Regions from separate parts of the Homo sapiens genome. Here region 2 is linked to region 1. The links are chromatin loops, found by intact Hi-C in ENCODE. Cell type or tissue: heart right ventricle. All regions are shown on one strand. Each heading gives the region's core, and the rest is flanking DNA. Links, peaks and the distances in the headings are about the cores only. Region 1 has its middle 180 kb from the start of KIF4B. Region 2 has its middle 78 kb from the start of KIF4B.

Evidence for each region. Hi-C counts contacts between places; a loop is a spot of excess contacts. Peaks named below come from ENCODE experiments on the same cell type or tissue, not always from the same donor. Only the 100,000 strongest peaks of a DNase experiment are listed, where the experiment ranks them.
Region 2: a loop joins it to region 1, with 10 times the contacts of the local background. A loop is called at or near these places in 8 of 110 quality-filtered maps.

Annotation. Positions count from the first base shown.
Region 1 is chr5:155,188,011-155,198,591 of GRCh38, reverse strand. No RefSeq gene overlaps it. Among named protein-coding and RNA genes, the nearest start is that of KIF4B, 180 kb to the right of the region's middle. In heart right ventricle, for the core only: no CTCF peak of the experiment used is centred there; DNase peaks (open chromatin) are centred at 4,801, 4,891 and 5,420; H3K27ac peaks cover 3,831 bases.
Region 2 is chr5:155,086,491-155,097,071 of GRCh38, reverse strand. No RefSeq gene overlaps it. Among named protein-coding and RNA genes, the nearest start is that of KIF4B, 78 kb to the right of the region's middle. In heart right ventricle, for the core only: no CTCF peak of the experiment used is centred there; no DNase peak of the experiment used is centred there; H3K27ac peaks cover 5,244 bases.

The sequences.
Region 1 (10,581 bases), core at 1,262-9,261:
TGATGTAGGTTCACTGGTCAGCAATCTAACATTAAAAAAAAAAAAAAACTAAATTACCCAGAAGTGTTTTTTCCTCCTGAACCAAATTAACAGATGCAAAAGACAAAATTGCTTGCTTTTCCAAGGTACAGTTCACTTCAGTTGCTATAAGATGGACTCATGTTAAAATAGCCTCATCTCTTTAGACACAATATATTTTTTTTTTCTTTTAAGATGGAGTTTTGCTCTTGTCGCCCAGGCTGGAGTGCAGTGGCACAATCTCAGCTCACTGCAACCTCCACCTCCCACGTTCAAGTGATTCTCCTGCCTCAGCCTCCCAAGTAGCTGGGATTACAGGTGCTCACCACCACACCCATCTAATTTTTGTATTTTTAGTAGAGACGGGGTTTCGCCGTGTTGGCCAGGCTGGGCTCAAACTCCTGACCACAGGTGATCTGCCCGCCTCGGCCTCCCAAAATGCCACCACACCTGGCCTAGACACAATATTAGGGCAAAGCATTTGTTTCATTTTCTTTTGTGATATGGTAACTTGGATGTGGCCACAAGAGGAGACAGAGGAGAGGCTCAGGAAAACAAAATTTGTTATATTCATAGGTCCTGGAGATAGGAAGCATGGCATGTCACCCAGGACCACAATGGAAAGACATCAGGAGGGTCAGGAGGCAGGAGACAGGATCAAGGGAAAGGCACTAGACCAGAGCTTTTGTCGGGGTTTCCATGGGAAAGACAAGACAAGGCAAATAGTTTAGCATTTGGTGAGTCTGAATAATTTTAGCAGGTTCTAAATGATAGTGGAGATGGGGTCCTAGTTGGCTGGTACTTGTTTCTGGGATGATTACGGCAGAGGAGTATTGTCTCCTGGGTGTACAGGCCAGAGACAGGAGGGGTGGCTCTGGATTGGTTAGTTTGCCTATCAAAGGCACGCTCCTGGCTGAACACTTGCTATCTCTGAGAAGTCCCTGGAGGGTTTAGTCACTCCTGAGCCAGAAAAGTTTTTCTAAGATGCTGTCTTAGTCCATTCAGTCTGCTATAACATACCATAAACCAAAACACTTATAAACAACAGAAACTTATTTCTCACAGTTCTGGAGGCTGGGAAGTCAAAGATCAAGGAACAGGCAGATACAGTGTCTAGTGAGGGCTCATCTTCTGCTTCACAGAAAGCTGGTTTTCTCACCATAACCTCACATGGTGGAAGGGGCAAATGGTCTCTCTTGGGCCTCTTTTATAAGGACACTGTCTTAGGCCATTCTTGCATTGCTATAAAGAAATACCTGAGGCTGGGTAATTTATAAGAAAAGAGGTTTAATTGGCTCACAGCTCTGCGGGCTGTACAGGAAGCATGGCACCAGCATCTGATTCTGGGGAGGGCTCTGGGAAGCTTTTACTCATGACAGAAGGTGAAGTGGGAGCAGGCATGTCACATGGCAAAATCAGGAGCAAGAAAGAGAATTGAAGGGAGGTGCCACACACTTTTAAAAGACCAGATCTTGCAGAAACTCACTATCATGAAGACAGCACCAAGCCTTGAGGGATTCGCCCCCATGACTCAAACACCTCCCACCAGGCCCCACCTCTAGCTCTGGGGATTACAAATCAACAAGAGATTTGGGCAGGGACAAATATCCAAACTATATCGTACACTAATGCCATTTATGAGGGCTCCACCCTCAATAACTAATGGGGTTAGGATTCCAAAATATGAATTTTTGGGGGATATAATCATACAGATCTCAAAACATCATAATATACAGAATTAAAAAATAATAAATCAAAAAAAGTGTGTGTGTGTGTGTATGTGTATACACACACACACAATACAGCATTTAAACTAACTGGGTCCTAGAAAACAAGATCTGAACTTACTATTGGCTCAGGGGAAAGTCATTATAGGCTTTTGTAGCAATAATAATACCACCAGCTCTGCCTCAGAACTAATAGGAGACTCACTGCTTTCCCCTGCTAACCCATGCCCCCACTCTCTAGCTCTGCTTGCTGTAGGTTTTTTCTTCTTGGGCCAAAGAGCTGTCCTCCTGACACTTCAGAAATACAAGCTTGATTTGCTGTAAGCAAACTTGAAGTTCCATAAATCAGTATTTTTAGCAGGCAGATTCTATGTACCAATATTTATTTATAACATGATTATATCCACACTGAACTTCCTTCATAAAACTATTATGTCTGCTGGCCTTTAACACCATCTCATACAAAGCAGCAGTGGGCCATTACTTCTTGAAAACAAAAAGTTCTGTTTTGGCGGTGGAATTTTGTTGATTCTTAGCATTTAGGTTGAATCTTAGAATTTTGAGAACAAATAATTTGAAGCTTTGGAACTGTGCTGTTCAATACAGTGGCTACTAGCCACATGTGGCTATTTAAATTAAAATTAGATGAAATTAAAAATTCCATTCCTCAGTCACAATTGCCATATTTCAGGTCCTAAATCGCCACATGTGGGTAGTGGTTACTGTATTAGCACAGCATAGAACATTTCCATTTCAAAAGTTCTATTAGACAGAGCTGCTCTAGAAGCTTAAGTTGGAAGGGATCTTTCTTGTCTCTCAATTCCACATGCTGTGAAACCTAGGACTTCCCATAGAAAATCTCTGACAGAGATTCTAAAAACAAAATTTGAAGAAAGGAAAGTAAAGGTGTCTGAAAACTTCCTGAGAGTTTGTCATAGCAATTAAGACCCCAGGTTTGGAAGTTCAAGCTTCATTCAAAATCTAGTTTTCCACAAACTGGCTATGTAATATTGGCATGTCGCAGCATTTGTAAGCCTTGCTTTCCTCACTGTCTGTGGCCTATCCACAGCCTCTCCCCACTTCCTTCTTTCCTAGTAACAGAATCCCAGTGTATTTCAGTGGTTAACAGAGACCCATTGATTTCAAGAAGGTGGATCCCACCACAGACATAGGAGATGCAGTTCTGTATGAGATATTAAGGGAACTAGGCTCAGGAGGAATTCTCTTCCCACATAAAAAGACAAAGCCTGTGAGGAGCAGAACTTTGGTGCTTCCTCATCCTTCTTGCTTGCTCTGTGGACATAATGCCTAGAGCTGTAGCAGCCATCTTGCAGCCATGAGTTGTCAAGCATTAGGATTAAGGCCAATATTCTAAGGGTCAAAGAACAGAAGGTTGAGAGAACTTGGGCTCTGGATGACATCATTAAACAGCCACATACTTCTGCACTGTTTCATGTGGGAAAAATACGTACCTATGTTGAAGCTTCCATAAGTTTTGTTTAGTTACTTACATCAAAAGCTTTATAAATTGATATTTCATCTTGGATCAACAGTATTCAGCTTGGCTGCTTTAACTAAAAACCTCAAATAATGGAAGTTTTAAAAGATAGAAATTTGTTTCTATCCCAGGTAAAAGAGATATGAGGTACACAGTCCAGGGAAGGTCCAGCTTCACATGAATATCAGGGCCTCTTGCTGCTTCTCTCTTTCTGCTCCATCATACAAGCACTTGGTTTCCATCTTCAAAGTTACCTCATAGTCCAAGATGGCTACAGGAATTCCAGCCATCACAAAGACATTCCAGGCAGCAGGAAGGAGGAAAAGGAAAGGACAAATGGGTACTTCTCCCAGATGAGTTAGCATCACTTAAACAGCCAGTCTTAGAAGTTACACACAACACTCCCACCTAACAGCTCCTGCACCAGAATATAGTCCCACAGTATGCCTTGTTGCCAAGCAGCCTGGAAATATAGTCTTTTCGCTGGGAGCTATTGCCACCCCAATACAATCAGCATTCTTCTACTGAGGAATAAGGAGAGAACAATTCTCAGGTGGCAACTGACAGGCTGTTGTAAAACAAAGTGAGTTGATGCCAGAAAAATATCTGGCACGGTGCATGATATATATAAACTCTAAAAAAGAGTTGGGAGTGGGGATAGGAAGGGAGTAAAATATTTTATCTTCACCTTTGAGTTGTTTTGTAATGAGTTGGTCTTTGTTCCATTAATACAGCATTCTCCAAATTTTAGCATTTGCATACCATCTTTGTGTTTTTTCTATATTCATATACCACCTATATATTATTCCCTTTAAATCAACTTGACATTTAAGCTTAAATTTAAGTATATAATTCCCATAAATAGAAAACCAATATTCCTCTAATAATAACATAAAAATTATAGCTATTAAAAATTTCACTTTGGATATTACCTAAAACCACCTCACATGCCACATTTTTGGAAAACATTTCTCCATTAAATACTTCGGAATAAATGACTTTTGTGATTGATTGCCTCAGGTTTGCTTTGGTCATTAATCAATCTCCACTGCTACTTATTTGCTTCATCTAACAGCATAAGATGGAGATTATTCCTTAAATATCTTTAGTAATTAGAAAAACTGACATCTTCTTTGGGTTCAACCAACCTTTAATGAGAATTGATGACAAGAAGAATACGCTTATGGGACTTAAAAGAAAGCTGACACATTCAGCAGCTTCTTAATTTTCTTTTTTAGGATCCAGACAGAGCCCTATTGAGAAGTAATTTTTAAACACATTGTCAACTTCAAGTACGTCTTCAATATCTTTTCTTTTCAGTCTCTAATCTGTATTTAACTTTCCAGGCCAAACTCCTTGACGTGACATTCAAAGTGCTCTATGCTATCTCCCTACATTCCTCCACACACTTGACACTCGTCCCCAGTGTCCCTGGCATGTACAAGCCCCCACACTGTTCCTCAGCTGCTGTTGGCATCACTGTTTCCTCATACGTAAAATGGCAATTTTACCTCCTGCCTCATTTAACTGCTAAGCCTATCATGAGGATAAAATAAGACCATGCTGTGAAAGCTCTTGGAAAAGTGAAAAGTGCTCTGTGTAAGATGGCATCATCTCAGTCAACTGCCCTCATGCTGAAGTGGCTCTGAGCATGGGCTCTGCAGCCAGAGCACCTGGCTCACTACCATTTTCGTGCTGTGTGACCTTGGGGAAGTCACTGTATGTCTTCGCATCTCAGTTTCCTCTCCTGTAAAATGAGACTAGCACCTACCAATGTGGTATTATGAAGATTCAATGGGTTAATCCACAGGAAGCACTTAGAACAGTGCCTGGCACATAATGAGCTCTCAGAACGTGTTAGCTATTATCCTTATTATTATTATCTCCAAAGGACAGCAGTGAAAAGAGTGGGCTCCAGAGTCATGCAAATTTGGTTTCAAATCCCAGCCCCATGACTCACTACTGGGATGTAAATAGGTCACAAATTCACTCACATTGCTCTCCCAGGTGCCAAGGAAATGGTGTTTCTCTATTTATCTCCCTAACAGACCTGCTCTTTGACAGAAGCACTCACTTCCTGGGCAACGGGAAATGGGCAAACAAACAAACAATAAAACCTAGATGGAGTCCACTTCAGCAAACCTGAACTGACACAGTAATTTTAAATTCCTTAGGTAAGACTCACTCACTTTAAATATAAATGTTCGGTCATAGATTTCCACCCGCTTCCCTGCTCCTCTCCAAGACCAGAAATGTGGGAGGTGGACTTATGTAACCTGGCAGTGTTGTAACCAGGGCTGAGACTAGGATGCAGCAAGTGAGGTGTGTAAGATGCAGAATTTGGGAAGAACTCGCACAATCCTGAGAGTGAGCCCCTCTTTAAATCTGGTGACCTTAGTGCTCACTTGCTTCACTCTAGTGCGAGCCCTGGGGCAGGAAAACCCCTAATCTCCTGCTCCTCATTGGTTATGAGCCAATTGGTTGGGGACCTCATGGCTGTTACTGGTTCTCTTCCTGGTGTTATGCTGTTGCTGAAATTAGTGCCTAACACACCCCAAAGTCTGGTTGCGATGATAGCCTGGATAGGTTCTCCAGCTGATTTGGTCTTGCCATAGCCCTTGCTAAAGCTGCTGAGTCTTGGTCTCAGAAACAGTCACCCACATTATCTGTAAGGCAGTGCTGGTGTTCCTCAGACCAACTCCTCCAGGATCCACTCTCTGGAGCACACAGGCACTTCCCTCCATGCCACAAGTACACTGAAGGCAATTTAGAAAAGCTAAACCTTGACCTTCTCTCTGCCTAATCATGTGGGATGGCCAGGGGTCCTTTGATAAACTGTCCCCACTCCAGTTTGGAGCAGGGCAGCCTAGAGGTAAATTCTGCCCAGAGCCCTAAATGTTCCTTGAATCCAAACCAACTTGACATTGTCACTCCTTTAATTAATTCCATCATCCCCATTTGCTGCAGCCCAATATCCACAGTAGGGAGATCAGGACCCACAGTCCCACCGCTGACTCTCCTCTTCTTCCCACAAACACCCTGGCCTGAAGGATCAGGCTTCTGCTTTCTCATCAGATTTTGTATATCCTCCTCCAACTTGGGGCAGCAAGCCTTGTAGCCTAGCCAACACATGGAAGAGGTTTCTTCTCTACACTATGGAAGAAACTATGATCTAAATCATGCAGGTTTTCTTCTAGATATACTAAAAATACTATAAAATAAATAGATTTCCTATCCTCTTCTCTTTCTCTCTTCTTACATTCTTCCTTCTAAAGCCTGGCTTCAATTTTACTGTGAAGCCTAAATCTTATTTTAAATGTCAGAAGCTGATTACCTGTTTTAAATTTTTGCATGTCTGCTATCATTTTCCTAAAACTGAAGTAGATGAATGACTTGGGGCTAATTTGGGGATTCAGTAAAGCATACACAAGTGCAAAAAAAGAAAGCATATGCTATATTTTTTCAAAATATTACTCCTGTTGCATTTATCACTGATATGGTTTGGCTCTGTATCCCCAGCCAAATCTCATCTCAAATTCTAATCCCCACATGTCAAGGGAGGGACCTGTAATCCCCACATGTGGAGGAAAGGAAGTGGTTGGATTATGGGGGCAGTTTCCCCCATGCTGTTCTTGTGAGTGAGAGAATTCTCATGAGATCTGACGGTTTTATAAATGGTAGCTTTTCCTGCATGTACTCTCTCTTGCCTGCCCCATGTAAGACGTACCTATTCCCCATCTGTCATGATTTTAAGTTTTCTAAGGCCTCACTAGCCATGTGGAACCGTGAGTCAATTAAACATCTTTCCTTTATAAATTACCCAGTCTTGGATACTTCTTATAGCAGTATGAAAATGGACTAATACAATCACCTTGGGCAAGTTATAAATTTTTTTATTCTCTGGAGAAAAATACATTGTAATGGTACTAGCCACAGGATAATTGGGACAACTAAAATTCTGTGTGTATACAAAGACATATAAGGAAATATTACAGCAGTGTTGTTCATAATAATCCAAAACTAGAAACAATTCAAATGACCATCAACTGGTGAATGGGCAAAGAAAATGTTGTATATCCATATAATGAAATACTATTGGCAATAAAAATAAATGAACTATGGATATATGGTACAATATGGATGAATCTCAAAAACATTCTGCTATGTGAAAGAAGTCAGACTCAAAAGATTACACATCGTATGGTTCCATTTATTTGCAATGTCCAGAAAAGGCAAATGCACAAAGACAGAGAATTAAGCAGTCTAGGGCTGGGAGTGGGAATAGGAATGGGATTGACAGCAAAAAGCACAAGGAAACATTCTGGGGTGATGAAAATGTTCTCAAACTGGATTGTGACAATGCCTGTAGAACTTTATAAATTTACTAAAATCATTAAATTATACATGTGCAGTGAGTAGAGATTATATGTAATTATACCCCAATAATGCTATTTTTAAGTGTTTGTGTGTGCATATACACACCAAGGAGCATGTGTGCATGAAAACACACACAAACACACACACACACACACATACACACACACAGTGCCTGGCACAGAATAAGCACTTAAAAATGTTGGTCACATTTATTATCATATTATTGAAATGTTTATTATTATTAAACTCCATATTTTACATCATTTGAATGGGCTATTGCCTTAAAATAATTTTGGGCACTATTTATGTTTAGGGGGTTATTTGTTTAGTTGTACTACCTATTATCAAATTCTCAGCATCTTCAGAAATTCCACGAGGTATACAGAAGGTTAGCAAATGTCTTCATTATTTTATTGTACTTTAGAATCAAAGGCAAATATCTATTAGAGTATTATTAGAATCCTCATTTGCTCTTTGGCTGTTGTGAAAGTCAGTTTTCCAAATCACAATATTTGAGACTAAAAATAAATACATAAAAATGAAAGCATTCAAGACACCTGCTTCACTCAAATGCTAGAGCCTTTTTATAGAATGCTAACATTGAAACCCTTGCCTTTGGTTTGTATAAAAGATGCTTCTTCCTTAATGCTTAAAAGCATAACTACTTAGAGTTTATGGTTATTTGTCCTATTCATAAGGTAATTTCTGTTTCAACAGAAAGAGAAACCTGAGGCACACATGCACCTCTCCGGTAAGCAAGTGCTCAGGCACAACTTCACACTGCTTCCTGAAAGGAGCTATTGTGCTCCACATTAGATATGACTCACCATCCAATCTACACTCGCCAGGGCCCAAGACCTTGTTACGCTTCCTTTCCATTTGGCCAGTTTCCAAAATTTATTCCTTTTGTCTCCCCAAACTGGTCTTTTTCCTCCAGTCATCCAGGTTCCTAATTACCCAATCCCCTGATAACAACTGCCCCCGCTTGCTCAACTCTGCCATTGAGATTTTACTGCTGCCATTGTCCCTACCACAGATGTCTTCATTCCTCCAAGTCCCGCCAACTGCTAGGTGGCCTGGCTTAAGATTCCTCTCTTTCTCTCCATCCATATCCCTCCTTTGACTCAACGCTAGGAACAATTTACCCTCACGTATGCATTTATTTCAGAATGAGTGGCATTTTCTTCTCAGCATTAGTTACAATCTTCTCATAGACGAAGACCCTGGCTCCTACTTCTTTGACAGCCCGCTTTGCGCTAATCTGAGGAATGTACCTCCTGCTGCTCACTCTCTCTTGTGCATGTGCTCACTGAGGAAATGCCATACTGAATTGCCCACACAATTTCCTCTCTCCCTACACAGAGGTGAATTCCCTTAGCTCAGTGATTCTCAAAGCCCAGCATCAGCATCACCTAGAAACTTGATAAAATGCAGATTCTCAAGCCCTATCCCAGAGTGACTGAACCTGAAATTCTGAGAGTAGAGCCCAGTAATCTGTATTTTAACAAGCCCTCCAGGTGATTCTGATGCACACTTAAATTGGAGAACCACTGCCCTGTGTGGTTCAACTTGACTCTAATTGAGATCAGGGGAGCTGTAACCCTCAAACTCATCACTGTATTACCCATGCTTCTAAATTGTCAGCTGCCCCTTCAAGAGACCTCTGTCACCCTCCAGACTACTTTGCCTTTATGGTAGCCAGACAACCACAAAATGAGGGAGAAAGCAAATCAACTGGTTAACTTCCCAGACTGTTTCCAGAGCTGAGCTGACATTATTAATGATAATCATCAAAGATGCTGATGGAAGTGAAAAAGTACTTTCGGTGAAAACCATCTTGGCTTGTGTTCCACTGGAAACAGGGGTGGGAAAGGGCCAGCTTTTGGCAAGTGGAGGAGCGCCTATGTAAAGGAAAGATAATTTGCTGCAAAGCTTTGAGCAGGACTTAGAAAGTGAAAATGCAGTGATCTTAAAACTTTTATTCTAAAACAAGTGGCAATCCCTAAAGTACCAATGATATTCTTCAAAGAAACGGGGGGGGAAAGCCCTAAAATGTATATGGAACCACAAAAGACACAAATAGCCAAAGCAATCCTGAACAAAAAGAACAAAGTTAAGGCATCACCCTACCTGACTTCAAAATTTACTACAGAGCTATAGTAACTAAGCCAGCATGGTACTGGCATAAAACAGACATACAGACCAATGGAACAGAATAGAGAACCCAAATATAAATCCACACATTTACAGTCAACTTATCATAGACAAAGGTGGCAAGAACATACAATGGGGAAAGGACAATCTTTTCAATAAATGGTGCTGGGGAAACTGAATAACTATATGCAGAAGAATGAAACTAGAACCCTATATCTCACCCTACACAAAAATCAAATCAAAATGGATTAAAGACTTAAATCTAAGACCTGAAACTATGAAACTACTAGAAGAAAACATTGGGGAGATGCTCCAGGACATTGGTCTGGGCAAAGATTTTTTTCTATAAGACCTTAAAAGCATAGGCAACCAAAGCAAAAATAGACAAATGGGATTACATCAAGGTAAAAGGCTTTTGAACGGCAAAGGAAACTATCAACAGAGTAAAGTGACAACCCATAGAATGGGAAAAAATATTTGCAGACTATTCATCTGACAAAGATGAATAGCAAGTATATATAAGGTCAAAAAACTCAATGGCAAAAAAAACTAATAATCAATTTTTTAAATGGGCAAAAGATCTGAACAGACATTTCTCAAGATATACAAATGGCCAAAGGGTATACAAAAAGCCACTCAACATCATTAATCATCAGAGAATTGCAAATCAAAACCACAATGAGATGTCATTTCACCCCAGTTAAAGTGGCTTGTATCCAAAAGACAAGCAAGAACAGATGCTGGCAATGATGGGGAGAAAGGGGAATCCTCATACACTGTTGGTGGGAATGTAAATTTGGCCTGGCA
Region 2 (10,581 bases), core at 1,390-9,389, 100 kb after region 1:
GAGTGGCTAAGGACACATATAAAAAGAATGATTCAGCTTCTCCTTTTCTTAGTAATAACATTTAGTACTCAGATATTGCTTTTCATCTCCATCGTTCTATACAAACATTAACTGTACAATTTCACTACATTAACTGCAAAGGGAGAGTCAGAGATGGCCCTGTAATTTTGTAGTCACTTTGGTGACATTCATTATCTCTCAAAATGATACACTATACCCCAGAGCCTAGGTTTCATCCTGGTTTAAGGTAGAAGATAAGAAAAGAGGAAGGGAGAAAAAGAGACCATATTCTAAAATAACAGAGATCTCAGATGCTTACCTAAGAGTCCAGGGATATGGCCTGTGGATTAGAATGTGGAATTGGAACAGTTAGCAAGTAGGATGATGTAGCTGAATTTTGAAGAACGGTGTTATGTTTAACATATTACAGTTTTTATTTTTTAAAAAGGAGGAGAGACACCAAATTCAAATGGCTCCTCACAGAGAAAAAGATCCTTCAAATTAAAAAAAAAAAAGTATGTGTATTTAACATAGACAAATAAGCATACTATCATTGTTGTCATTGTTGACAATACTTTTATAGCTCACCACTCCCTGTATCACTTTTAGGCAAAGACCCTCCCAATAATAAAAATAACTATCATTTGTTGAATATTTACTATGTGCTAGGCACCATGCTAAGTATTTTAAATACACACTGATTCGACTCAGTTTTCCCGTCTGTAAAATGGAGGAATTTACCTAGAGCAGTGTCAGCAAACTGCAGCCTAATCCATGGGCTAAATCCACACACTATTTTTGTAAATGAAGTCGCTTTGGAACACAGCCATGCCCATTCATTTATAAACTGTCCATGACTGCTTTTACAACACCTGGGTAGAGTTGAGTCACTGAGACAAAAACTATATGGCCCGCAAAGCTTAAAATATTTATTATCTGTTTTCTTACAGAAAAGATTCGCCAACCTCTGATCTAGAAGATGGTTTCAAAGGACCTTCAAATACAACATCCTATGCTTCTGACTCTGGGTGTTGAAACATCTTTCTCCAGTTTCTCCACCACCTCATTAGTAGTATGAAACAGCAAACACAGTATGTCAGCCTGGACTTATCTGTGTGTTGTTATGTAGGCTTTCATGTTGGTGTCAGTTCTTTAGGAAAATATTCTTCATATTTTAAATTCTATAATAACTCATTTATCAGCCCATTGTTGAGAGCTAACAACTTCAGGTAATTCCATTTTAAACTATATGTTATTAATAACACCCACATCAGCTGTGAAAAAAATATCATTATGGGGCTCTAATAAATTACACCAATTTTTTTTAATCAAATTCTGTCACTTTTTTTAACTTTTATTTTAGGTTCGGGGTACATGTGCAGGTTTGTTTTATAGGTAAGCTCATGTCATTGGGGTTGTTGTACAGATTATTTCATCACTAAGCCTAGTACCCAATAGTTTTTTTTTTCTTTTTTTTCTTTTTTTCTTTCTTTTTTTTTTTTGTTGAGACAGTTTCTCTCTGTTTCCCAGGCTGGAGTGCAATGGTGCGATCTCAGCTCACTGCAACTTCTGCCTCCCTGGTTCAAGTGATTCTTGTGCCTCAGCCTCTCAAGTAGCTGGGATTACAGGCATGCGTCACCATACCCGGCTAATTTTTGTATTTTTAGTAGAGATGGGATTTCACCATGTTGACCAGACTGGTCTCAAACTCCTGACCTCAAGGGATTGGCCTGCCTCAGCCTCCCAAAGTGCTGGGATTACAGGCGTGAGCCACCGTGCACAGCCCAGTAGTTATTTTTTCTGATCTTCTCCCTCCTTCCACCCTCCGCCTTCAAGTAGGTTCCAGCGTCTGTTGTTCCCATCTTTGTGTTCAAGAGTTCTCATCATTTAGCTCCCATTTATCCATGAGAACATGCAGTATTTGGTTTTCTGTTCCTGTGTTAGTTAGCTAAGGATGATAGCCTTCAGCTCCAAATTCTGTCACTTCTTACCTCACTTTCTCAAATTCATTGTTCTTCCTTCTCTCTGCCATCATCATTGCCTACTGTAGCTTCACCCCACACCTGAATTATTACCTGAGCAGCATTCAGCCCAATTCTAGGCACAAAGTAGGAGCCTACATACCTGAAATCCAAAATCTGCCTTTAGACAGAAACAGAACTGGGATGTAAGAATTTTCTTAACATTTTTTGGCTAATTGACACATGGAGTCTAACAGGTGACATCTTGATAGAACACATGATTGGGATGGGAATTTACAAGGCTTTAAGCATCCTTTATCACCATCATTGTTGTTTTAGAAAGGCCTGGGAAAGCAACAAGTTAACAAACAATTTGAATTCCTATGCTCTCTTAGGTTCTACAAAGAAAGATCACCCTAAAATAGCCAAAGCCACAGTGTAGCAAGAACATGAACACACTGCATTACACAATGCTGCCAACTCAGTGTCAGTATGTACACGGCACAGTTTCAAACAAGTATTTTTAGCCCCAGTAAAGGCCTGGTACTAGATTTTGGTATTGTTCATGAGAACCTTTTTTTCCTATTCAATCTAAAATATTAATCATTCCTTTAATTGATAAAATCTCTAACTTTACCATTCAATTTTTTGATAGCCTTCACTGAATTCACTCAAATACTTTAGTACCAACCCAGTAATCATCTAGATTCAGTTATTAATTGCAGCTTATGTATTATAAGAAAAAGAGGTAAAAGTATCACTGTCCTCTTTGAGTGTCAACTTTTAATGTTGTCATCAAAGTATTCCTTTAAATACCACCTCTACCCACCCCCCAGGCAGAAGACCGGACATAAGAGAGAAAGATGGTAAAGAATCCAAGTTTAGCCCATCTTGAAAACTTTACATGTAATTAAAGCTATTTTATTCTGTACTAATGCTTCCCATGATTCTCTAGAAGTAAGCAACTGAACTAAAACAGCTTCTTTTTAATTTTTTAATTATTTTAAGAGATGGGATCTTTCTATGTGGCCCAGGCTGGAGTTCAGTAGCCATTCACAGGCATCATCATGGCACACTACAGCCTTGAACTTCTGGGCTCAAGCAATATTTCTGCTTCAGCCTCTGTGAAACAGCTTCTTTAATTAAGTAGCTATAGCCTCTGTCATACTATTCGTGCTTACCCATTTCAAAAAATTTACTGATTATACCTGCATGCCTCTTGTCTTAGACTTACTTTCCTCTTTCCTTTAGCACACCTGTAGAATGTACATAACTTTTGAATGTGTCTGTCTTCTAATAGGAAGACTCCTATTAGAAAAGGCAGGCTCCAACTAATAGCCCCTTACATCACCATCAACCTGAAGGCCAAGAGCTCCCAAAAAAGACACAAGAAGGTGAACACCTCTGCATTAGAGGCAAAGATCCCATAGCAGGCCAGCTACTCCCTTGTTATTCTGGTAATTGGAGGAGGTTAAAACCAGGAGGGTATGGAGAAATGGCGTAGTGGGAAGAGATGTTCTTGTCTCTTTTATATAAGGCTTATTAAGAAATGTAATACTAGGAACCCATTTGTTGAAAGATCAATTGCTCTGCTATGTGCTTTACAAATAGTATCTCATTTAATCCTCTCAAGAACCTCAGGAGGTAGAAACTATCATGTCCATGTTTACACATGAGGGAACTTAGATGAAACACAGCTAAGCAGTGGAGAACCAGGACTTAAACAGTGGTCTCACTGATTCTCTAAGCTGGGCTTGAGACTGTCTTCGTTTTGGCTCCTGTGACACGTCCTAGGTTTACAAAAGTCAGTAAAAGCTAAGATGCAGAAAGTAAGATCACTGGATGTCCTTTTTGTTACCCCAGAACCCTAAAGCTCTCTGATTATTTTAAATGGGGTCTTGGAACTGGCGAAAACATATATTTTGCAAAAAGTGAGTAACCTACTGGTATTTGGCTTTTGAAAGTTACCAGAAGATCAGAGAAGAGCATAGAACACATTTCCCTTGGTTCTTTCTCATGTGTTAGATTCCCTAGGTCTCAAGCACATCAATGCAGGCCAAACACACAGACAGTAACAACCTCTCTTCTTGACATAGACCTTACAGGAATCATGGGGAAGAGAGAAAAAGCATAGTTCGTGGGCCTTTGGTTATACAAAACAAAAACAAAAACAAAAAAACCTCAGAGCCAAGTTAGGATGTAGGAGCTAGGGAGGACCTAATTGTTCTGCACAATAAAGTGAAAGGCATGCTTTCCATGGTTGGAAGAGTGGAGGTGAAGAAAAGGGGAAGGCTGGAACCACTGAGGGCACACATGGCTTAGGGAATATTTTTAAAGAAAAGGAAAGTCCAATATTCACATATGAATCATACATATTATGTGCAATATTGAATTTTTCCACACCTCCTCAATCCTTCAGGAAAGTTAGCTCCACCTCACTAAACCATTTTATGACTTTACCTTCCTTAGAGAAAAGTAGGTAAAAAATTGAAAGAAAGGGCAGAAACAGCTTTCTTAGTACTTTCGAAATGGCAGAACATCCTGTTTTGTAGGCTAGAAGAAATTCAGGAAGAGGGTAAGGATGATGTCACCTCAGAGGCAAGGAAAGGAAAACACCATTAGAGAAACCTGGCCACCAGTTAAGAAATCCTGTATACCTATGCCATTGTTATTTCAGTTCTATATAGAAAGTTACTACCTATAGAGAAACTAAAGTGTGCTCCTGGAACTTTCTGGAACCCAACCAATCAGTCCCCAGCCCTGACTCTGTTCTACTATCCATCTCCCAGCAAAGACTCAGAGATCAAGGAGCTCAGCGGGTAGACACCAGGATTAAACTCTGGTGCACTTTTCAGCTCACATTTTCCACATACACACCCTCCTTATATGATTCAGCTTCAGGATTCATGCAGAGCTTGACTCTTTTGAACTTATTTACAAGTTTTATCATTATACTTGCCCACATTATGCAAGCAGTTTGCAATCTCCCCTAATTCTCTGGCTTTAATTATATAATTGAATAAGCCAAAAGCTCATTTTTCCCAGGAAACATTAAACATTACCATCTTAATGAAATTCTTAATGAAATGGTCCACTATGCATGCAAATGACCAGTAGTGGCTAGGCCACTAGCTTTTCACTGGGCAAGGCAATAGAATAAATGCTCTTTTGTCAGTCACTGGAAATGGCAGTTCCCACCCACACTTTTGGCTGGAATGATAATTCCATAAGACTAGAGGATGAGCCTCTGTGAGATACATGGATATAATTAAGACTGGATGAAAAGAGTTTAAATGAAGTAGGAACTGATCTCAACCTATAAAAATCAAAACTTATTTTCAAGACTGAAAGAGCTCACTTAAACTTCTCTTGCCAATTAAAAAAAAAGTTATCAACTATCCGCCTTATTCTCCAGAGAGTAGAGGTCTGAAAAATTAACAGTATTAAACTTACTTCTCAACTTACTTTCAGGACTGAGAGGAGGAAATGGCTAAAAGAAATTTGGGGGACCTCTGAAAATTTCAGCATAATTAATAACTCTTCAAGCATCTGTTCCTGCCCAACTGCATTTTTCAAATGCCCTGTGGCAAACAACTTAAATCTTATTACATACCGTACACTCTTCTCATGCCAAAGTCACTGTCTGCCAAAAGCTAAAATGGAAGGATTGCAGGCCTGTTCACACTTCTTTTTTTCAAATAGCATGGACAACCGTGTCCTGTGCCAAGTAGACACAAACTTGAAGTACTTAATAGCTACTATTTATATGACAAATTCCCAGTTCTCAAACCTTATCAAATCTTTGCATTGCCAGAAAAATGTCAAGCTGCCAGAAATGTCCAACACAGAAGCTTACCCTGAACATTCAAGCTACAGTACTGTAGAGAAGGGAATGTAGCTCTTGCACCTATCACAGTGCTTAGCTGAGTAAATGTTATTTCCCTTCCTCTTAAGTTCTTCCATTTTTCCACAGAAGAACATAAAGCCAAAGAAAATCATGTTTGCACATTTTTAGCAGCTATATTGGGATATAATTCACATATCATACAATTCACCCATTTGAAGTATAAAATTCAGTGGATTTTGTGTATTACATCATTTTTTAAATTGTGGACAAATATATGTCATAAATTTTGCCAATTTAAATATTTTAAGTGTACAATTCAGTGGTATTAGTTACATTCAAAATATTGTACAACCATAACCATTATCTATTTCCAAAACCATTTCATGACTTCAAATAGAAACTCTGTAACCATTAAATTATTATATATTTTTTTTTTGAGACAGTGTTTTGCTCTTGTCACCCAGGCTGGAGTGCAATGGAGCGATCTCAGCTCACTGCAACCTTTGCCTCCTGGGTTCAAGTGATTCTCTTACCTCAGCCTCCCTAGTAGCTGAAATTACAGGTGCTCACCAACACGCCTAGCTAATTTTTATATTTTTAGTAGAGACAGGGTTTCACCATGTTGGCCCAGCTGGTCTTGAACCCCTTACCTTATGTGATCCACCTGCCTCAGCCTTCCAAAGTGCTGGAATTACAGGCGTGAGCCACCATGCCCGGCCTCTAACCATTAACTCTTTAACCATAGCTGCCCTTTGCACATTCTCTCAGCCCCTAGAAACCTCTAATCTATTTTCTATCTCTATAAATTTCCTATTCTAGATATTTCATATAAGTGGAATCACATAATATTTACCTTCCTGCATCTGGCTTACTTCACTTAGTGTACTGTCTTCAAAGTTCATCCATGTTGTAGCATGTATCAGAATTTTATTCCTTTTTATGGCTGAATAATATTCCATTATATGTATATACCACATTTTGCTTATCCATTCGTTTCTTGGTTATAGATTTTTTTTCTAATACTTTGAGTTCAGAGAATTAAAAAATCTCAAACCTCAATTCATAGAACATACTTATCAGTTAAGATGACCCCCTCTCTTGGGTATTAATTTTTTATCCCCAGAAGCTTCTCCCATACCCTTCTCTTCCAACAGACACCCAGTCTAATGTGTTTGACACAGACCCTTAAATATGTATGTAGGTTTGTAAAATGCAAAACTCTGTGTTGTTTAATTTATATAAATCTCATTCAATTTCTCACTTTTTCACTCGACTCTGTTTTCAGAGCTACACATTACTAGATCTAGTTAGTTGTTAATTGTTTCATGTTTAGTTGCTGAAAGATGGCATAAAGAAATAAAATAGTGTCATTTTATCACATTTTCTCTGCAGAGGAAGATGACTCACAGGGTGATTGCTCTACTTCTCTGTGAGCCACTGGTCAAGCCTCTTAATCTCTCCAAGTCTTGGTTTCTTCATCTCTATAATGAGGTGGTTACACCAGATCAGGGATCTTTGATGGGTAATATGCATCAAGTGACTTGGGAAACTCTTCAAAATAATATGCTCAACCCAACAGCAAGATCTAAGGTAGCAAAATCCTGGTCTAAATAGTGTTAGAGGACAGACATGGTGGCTCACACCTGTAATCCCAGCACTTTGGGAGGCCAAGGCGGGCCAATCACTTGAAGTCAGGAGTTTGAGACTAGCCTGGCCAACACGGTGAAACCCTGTCTCTACTAAAAATGCAAAAATTAGCTGGACGTGGTGGTGTGCCTGTAGTCTCAGCTACTGGGGAGGCTAAGGCGGAGAATCACTTGAACCCAGGAGGCAGAGGTTGCAGTAAGCTGGGATCACACCACTGCACTCCAGCCTCAGTGACAGAGCAAGACTCCATCTCAAAAAAGAAAAAAATAGTATTAGAGAAAAATCCCCCATATGATTCCAGTGTGCTCCCCTGATTAAAAACCCTGCAGCACAAGATGGATCTGTAAAGCCCCTTCCCTTTAGTACACCAGGATTCTGTGATTACAAGGAAAATTTCTTGGCAAAGGTCCTACAGCAAACCAAGGGCTAGAACCTGGCAATAAAAATGATACCTATGTCCCAACTTTCTGTTTTCTAAATATAAAATCTATTTCAAAAGCATTTATGCTATTTTATTGCTCCCTCCTATAAGTATATGCCAAGGATGAACTGCTTCTGGTTAACACACTCCTCTGCAACTCCTCAGGGCTCAATCCTTCCTTAGCTTGGATTATGCCCTCTGGTTCTTGTATTTGATAAAAGCTGAAAGAGACTGGGAACATCTTTTATTTCTATTCCCATCAGAAATTTGTGTAACTCAATAGGATCACCTCTGAGTCTCTGCTTTTGCAAGGAATACAGAACTGGTTTTTACAGCCTGGTTTAGAAAGCAAATGTCTGCACCCTTCTACATGTCCGGAGCCGCTTCTGCCTCATCCTTCACATCTTGTTCTGAATTCAATAATCAGAACTCACCTTCACAACCTTCATTTTCTTGCCCCAAGATATTAGTGTTAATAACTTGGAAATAAAGAAAATAGGGGAAAAAACAAAAATTACTATTATCCCAATGAGTGAAATAATTTTTCCTTGCAAATATGCCCCCTACCCAGTCTTCCCCATTTCAATTAGTGGCAATATATTGGTCCTGTTGCTCAGACCCCAAACCCAGGAATTATGCTCAATTTCTCTCTTTCCCTTACTACCTCCAACCCATCAGTCTGCCCTCCAAATACAGCCTGAATCCATCCTTGTCTTTCTGTTTACATTCCTACCGCCCTTAGGCCAAGCTGCTGTCGTCCCTCCCCCAGGATATCCTCTCAGCCTTCTTGGTAAATTATTTAGAAAAGGAAATATATTAACAGAATCAGAAAGCAAAAAGATCCAGACCAGCTTAAAAAATTAGGCCAAAACTAACAAGATTACATTTAATACAAATAAATGTAAGCCTCTGCATTGACTTTCCAAAATAATATGGCACAAGTTCCAATATGCATAAAGGACTTAGGTAATTTATTTGACTGCAGGCTCAATTAAAAAAACAAGGTGATGCACCGAACCAAATTTTTAAAAAATGTTGGCTGAATGAATAAAAACGCAGCATGCAGTACAAGGACTTAATAGTCTTTTTGTAGTGGTCATACACAATGTTTCATCTGGACACCAGATTTAAAATATACATATATTAGATTGTAAGCAGAGTTTTTTAAAAAAGAAAAAAAAAAAAAAATATATATATATATATATATATATACATAGAATTAATTAAGCATTTTGAGAGGAGCTAAATTGGGTCACATGAGCAACAGCTGAAAGAACTGTAAATGCTTGTCTGGAAAAGAGAAGACTGGGGGTCTAAAGGGCACACCCACGCCTAGAATACTTGAAGGCCTTGCTCCTGCAAGGAAGAGGAGTCTCCAACATTATAGCTTCAGAAGGAGAGGCAGACTTTGGTTCAAAAGAAACCCAGACATCCTTCATAGCTCAGCTGAAATCCCCCCTCCTCAGAGAAGCCTGTCCTGATTACCTTAAAGAGCCCCAGTCGCTCTCCACCAGGTAACCCTGCTTCGTCCACTCTGTTCCTGGCACTTCTTGCCAGCTGGAGTTATCCTGTTTTGGCTTCAGTATACATTCTCTCTCCAACTTGCCTGTACCATCTGTAAGAGCAGGGATCTTGTTTATCCTGTTCACCACAACATCCCAGTACCCAGAAAAGTGTCTGGCGCATAGTAGGAGCTCCATAAGTATTTGCTGACTTGAGGAATGAATTGATAATTGAACGCCTTCCTCCCCACAGCAGCTGCAGGCATTAAAAGGCCATGAAGAGCCAGTCTTAAAGAGACCTGGCAATTCATTTAGGGGTTCCTGCTGGGAAAAGAAGTTGCAGAAAGTTGAGTTCATTATCTTTTTGCCTTGGGCTTTTACCTCACTCAACATTTTTCATTCCATGACTCAATCTGCAGACTCATGCCTGCAGATACCTCGGATGTCCTCTGGTCTCAGATTGTCCTTGGATGAGAATCTTACTCTGGGATCTCCCCCACAGTGAGCTTCCAGCAGCCCTCTGGATTCCCCTGGGGCATTGCTGACCCTCTCGGCCTTCTTCATGCTACGTCACCTGGAGATGTTTGGAAATGCAGGCTCCTGAGGAAACCAAGAGGAAGGTTCCGGAATGCTGTTCTCCACAGCCTGGCATATTCCTTTCTGAAAGGTGAACTGAATCCAGACAGCAGATTTTGTCTTTAGATGTCTACTCTAAATGGATAGCCATTAAAATAATAATGAACGGTCTCTACATGTGGACATGAAACCTACCAATAGTATATTATTATATTAAAACGCAGATGGCCGGGCCTGATGGCTCAAGCCTGTAATCCCAGCACTTTGGGAGGCTGAGGCGGGTGGATCACTCGAGGTCAGACGGAGGCTGCAGTGAGCCAAGATTGCGCCACTGCACTCCAGCCTGGGCAACAGAGTGAGACTCCATCTCAAAAAAAAAAAAAAAGAAGATTTTTTGACTTTAAACCTGAGACTGATCAGAAAGCTGGAGAGCGGAAAGGAGCTTACATTGTAGAACAGCGATAAAAATTGCTTTAATCTCCTTTAGTCCTCACAACCTCCCATGATGTGAAAGCCCCGTTTTATAGCTGGGAAAGCTGAGACTTAGGGAAGATCAGCAATTTGCCAAACTCACAGTTAGGTAGATTGGATTTGAATCCAGCTCTGCCTAATCTTGCACTGGTGTTT